2 separate regions of the Homo sapiens genome follow, and region 2 is linked to region 1. Evidence: read pairs that join two places in POLR2A ChIA-PET (ENCODE). Cell type or tissue: A673. All regions are shown on one strand.

Region 1 (2,500 bases):
GGTGGGGCTTTTAAGAGGTGGTTAGGCCATGAGGGCTCCTCTCTGGGTAAATGGGATTAGCTGCCCTTACAAAAGGGCTCAGCAGGGGAGTTACTCCTGTTTTTTGCCCATTCTCCTTCTGCCAGTTGAGGGCAGAGTGTTCATCCACTCTAGAAGACGCAGCACTCAACAAACCTTAATCTTGAACTTCCCAGCCTCCAGAACAGTGAGAAATAAATTTCTGTTCTTTATAAATTACCCAGTCTCCAGTATTTTGTTATAAATGGACCAAGACAGTGCTCCCTTGGGCCTTGGCTAAAGATCTCTAATTTCCAAGAGGCTCAAGTGCCTAGTTCCTCCATTTCATTTCCCCCAAGCAAAGTTCTGAATTTAAATTTATTTCTCACCCGGAGCAAAAGACGCACATTCTGTTCACATCTCTCCAAATAAATGAGCTCATTTCTGTTTCTGAAGTAAATTTACGTCACCCATATTTGAAGATATGGGCTCTTCTTGTGCAAGTACTGAATGAGCCCTTATCTATAAATCACTTGCCTTCAGCCTTTTGAAGAGTCTACAAAGGCAGTTATACGGAACTACAAGATAAAAGTGATACCAAAGGTCAACAAAGCCAAGGATTAAACTTTGTTCCTTTCCTCTAGCAACTAGGAAAAAATACACAATATATCCTGCCATCAGTAAGTCAAAGCTTGATTGATCTAGGGTAATTAAATCATATAATCTAGCAAGTCCACTCCTTGGTTCTCTGACCAGGGCATCACATTCAGAGATAACATATCTGAATACTCATGTGACCATAAACACAAAGATTCCAATCCCAGGGCTGAGGGAGGGAATGGGTTTCCACGTTCCAAGTCCATCAAGCGTGTACATCACAGCCTTTGTTGAAGATACCTCAGTCATAAAAACTCAAACCTTTCTCCCTGTTTCTAAAGCACACAGCTGTGAAAACATGCTCCTTTATGGAACATGTTAGTTGATAATACTCGGGAAAAAAAAGTATGTAATTAATTGTTACCCTTTCCTCATCTCCTGCTTCAGTTTCCTCAGAAGCAGGAAGGTGCCCCCCACAGCGGACTAGGGAGATATGGGGCAATCACAGAAAGGAAATCCTTGGTGTGCCCAAGCCACGGGGAAGAGCAGCTGGGATTGCCACAGAAAAGCCAGCAGAAGCAACAGACCTCTAACAGTGAAACAGCCAAATAATCCAACATGAACATATTTTGAAGAGAAATATCTTTGATTTTATGATGCAATTAAGTCAGGGAGACAGATGTGCAAACTAGTTAAATATACAGGTTTTAGAATTAGATCTGAGTTTAAATCCTAGCTCTGCCCTTAATAGCTGTGTGACAGGAAAGGTCTTTCATCTCTCTGAGCCTCAGCACCCTCATCTGCCAAATGAGGAAAATACCTACCCTAATAGGTTGTACAAGGATTAAACGAGAAAATACATGTAACACTTTTGTGCAAAAAAAAAAAGGGAAATGTGGTTATTATTAACGAAAAAGTGGGACTGTGTATACTCAAGCCACTGCTTCTATTCAATTTCTAAGAAATAATAATGAGTAGTACCTAAACACTTTGGAAGTTTTCTGGGCACCAAGTATAAAACTATGTGGAAAGTTTTTCTATCCTACCAACGTTCACGTATACAACTTTCACTATGAAGACGTGATAAAGCTAAATTATACCTTAGAAGGAAACAAAGACTTTAAAACATGTTTGTTTTCATGTTAATTACAGTAGAAGCTAATAGAGAAATAAAGTTCAAATACTTCTGGAATTATTTTTAGGGAGACTTTTGTTTAAAAACAAGTTAAAGAACAATTGAAGGTGACAGGGAATCAAATTTGGACTTATGGGAAAAAGGGGAACTCAACTACTCAAAGATGTTCCATAACAGAGCAGATTTCCTTATATGACAACGAGCTGCTTCTGATCAGATGTTGAGCAAGTCAAGGTTAAAAGTCTACTTCAATGAGATATTCCACAAAAGACCCTCAATTCAGGAACTCTGCAGGAAGCAGAATATTGGATAAAACTCTTGAACACTACAACACACAACCAACTCTCTGGTGTCCACAGTAGGGCAGAATTTCCCTCTAATAATCATCCCTAATTAGAGAAGGGTCTCCAAATTCAGGTAAGAGACAAATTTGCCACTCAATTCAAATATGACAGAAGCTGAATTCACGAATCTCATGATCCTTAAGCATGTTGTTTTGCTCTCTCAACTCTTTTTTCTCCCTTGATGCCCTGCTTTTATCAGCTATCCAATCTAATTCCATGAATAGTTACTGGCTTCTAGAAATCTATCCCAAAGAAACAAACTCAGATGAAATTTATGCACCAAGATTTTGTACTCCAGTATCATTTTAATACCCAAAATGTCCTCCAATGGGAGAATGATTAAACTATATTTATATTTACAAAAAGAAATGTTATCCAGCTGTTTACACTTTTTTTTTTTTTTTTTTTGAGACGGAGTCTCGCTCTG
Region 2 (2,500 bases), 260 kb before region 1:
CACTCCAGAGCAATTAAATTAAAATCCCTGAAGCTGGGACTCAGGCATCAATATTTCTTAAGGCTGCCTGGAAGACTCCAATCTACTGTATTGCTAAGCTAGAGAAAAACAAACTTGGAAAATGCTGCAGTAAAGGACTAACAAGATGCTGTATGAGCAAGGGTACCACAACCATTCTGGATATGCTAATATTCTTATCCACTGTCTGACCGCATTTCTGCCCATGAATGCAGCAAATATAACCTCTCATTGTAACCAGGGGAAAAATTTAGATCAGTTTGATTGTAGGGCATTTAGAAACTATATACTCTGGGAGGCATGGTCTGAAGGAAACTATGTTTCTGAGGGGAAAAGGGCCCCAAAAAAGATCAACCCAGAAAAATGACCCCAAAATTCAATCCACATGCTATCTCTCTCCCCTGGAATGTTTTATTCACTTGTCTTCCTGAAGAAGTCCTATTCATCCTCTAAGCTCCCAGCTCAAACTTTACCTCTTCTGTGAAGCCTTTCCTTTTCTTCCCCTTACCCGGGCAAAACTGGGTCCCTATTTTTGTCTTACTTAGCTCCTTGTACAAAGTTCTGTTCTTAGCAGTGAATTATAATTATTATCAAATTGAGTTATAATATGGCACACTGCTTACGTATCTTTGTTTTCTTTTTTTTTTTTTTTTTTTTTTTTTTTTTGAGACGGAGTCTGGCTTTGTGCCCCAGGCTGCTCGGCTCACTGCAAGCTCCGCCTCCCGGGTTCACGCCGTTCTCCTGCCTCAGCCTCCCGGATAGCTGGGACTACAGGCGCCCACCACCATGCCCGGCTAATTTTTTGTATTTTTAGTTGGACGGAGTTTCACTGTGTTAGCCAGGATGGTCTCGATCTCCTGACCTTGTGATCCGCCCGCCTCGGCCTCCCAAAGTGCTGGGATTACAGGCGTGAGCCACCGCGCTCGGCCGATCTTTGTTTTCTTAATACCTAGCCCAGTTTCTCGGCTTATTGAATGAATATTCAGAACTGCAGCGATTTTAGGTGGAGTGAGAACTTATGCCACCAGCAGGGGAAATCTAGACTCAGGAACTCCTCGGGCTCCCTCGTCCTGTTTCTGAGCATTGGGATCCTCTGCTTCCAAGTGGTTGGGCTGGGGAAATGGGCAGACAGACTCATGGGTGTAAAGCAGCTGGAGGAAATGATGGAAGGGCCCCCCGCCTCCGGGCTTTAGTTAAAGCGGTGAGCTTGAGTTTCATTTGCAGAGTTTTGTTGTTAGAGGAAGAAAGAGACAGAAGGAAGTTCACAGGTTTTCAAGTATGCGCATTAAGGAAAAGTGCCTGTGTGGACTCCTGTTTTATTCAGGCCACAGGCATCCCAGAAAAGTTAGAACAGTTTTCTGTCTGGGGAAATTGTCTGTTTTAGTTTATTTTTAAACTTTAAATCTTAACAGGTTTTTTAAAAAGTTTAATAGGTTTTACACACATGAAGGCGAAAAGATGATTTCAATCTTATATGTATGAGGGTGCAGTCCAGATTTTCTAGGACAATGCTAATTTTAGATCTTATGTCCTGATTTCTTTTTTTTTTTTTTTTTTTTTTTTTTTGAGATGGCGTCTCACCCCGTCGCCCAGCCTGGAGTGCAGTGGCGCGATCTCAGCTCACTGCAACCTTCGCCTCCCGGGTTCAAGCGATTCTCCTGCCTCAGCCTCCCGAGTAGCTGGGACCACAGGCGCCTGCCACCACGCCCGGCTAATCTTTTGTATTTTTAGTAGAGACGGGGTTTCACTGTGTTAGCCAGGATAGTCTCGATCTCCTGACCTCGTGATTTGCACGCCTTGACCTCCCAAAGTGCTCGGATTACAGGCATGAGCCACCGCGCCTGGCCCTGATTTCTTATATGGAAAGTGTATGGTTGCTATTCTTACCATTGGCTATCATTTTCCCAGCATGCTTAAAGATCTTTTAGTAGTCAAAATGTTTAATTATTTTTGCTTTCTGTGTGGTGAGCAAAAACTTTTTTTTTAATTTTTAAAATTTTAATTATCTTACTTAAGCTTTCTTAAGTAAGGTTGCCTCATGGACAAAAAAGCCTAAAGATAATATAGAACAGGCATTGAGTATATTGCCTTGAGCACTAGACTTGTATTGAATATAGCTTTTTGGTGAAGATTATATATATTAACACTTCTTTCTCTACCACAAATTAGTACAAAAATCCCTCAAAGAAAAAATGAGGGCTGGGCGCAATTGCTACACCCGTAATCCCAGCACTTTGGGAGGCCAAGGCGGGCGAATCACTTGAGGTCAGGAGTTCAAGACCAGCCTGGCCAACGTGGGGAAACCCGGTCTCTACTAAAAATACAAAAATTAGCCAGGCATGGTGGCACGCGCCTCTAGTCCCAACTACTCGAGAGGCTGAGACACAAGAATTGAACCTGGGAGGGGGAGGTTGCATTGAGCAGAGATCGCGCCACTGCACACCAGCCCGGGGGACGGAGCGAGACTCTGTCTCAAAAAAAA

What was found. Peaks named below come from ENCODE experiments on the same cell type or tissue, not always from the same donor. Only the 100,000 strongest peaks of a DNase experiment are listed, where the experiment ranks them.
Region 2: POLR2A ChIA-PET joins it to region 1 with 13 read pairs; 4 of 35 experiments call an interaction of 5 or more read pairs at or near these places.

What each region holds. Positions count from the first base shown.
Region 1 is chr12:12,402,047-12,404,546 of GRCh38, reverse strand. All of the region lies in intron 2 of BORCS5 (BLOC-1 related complex subunit 5), which reads right to left. Among named protein-coding and RNA genes, the nearest start is that of BORCS5, 46 kb to the right of the region's middle. In A673, no CTCF peak of the experiment used is centred here; no DNase peak of the experiment used is centred here.
Region 2 is chr12:12,664,004-12,666,503 of GRCh38, reverse strand. All of the region lies in intron 3 of GPR19 (G protein-coupled receptor 19), which reads left to right. Among named protein-coding and RNA genes, the nearest start is that of GPR19, 31 kb to the left of the region's middle. RefSeq lists an enhancer at 2,465-2,500. In A673, no CTCF peak of the experiment used is centred here; a DNase peak (open chromatin) is centred at 1,123.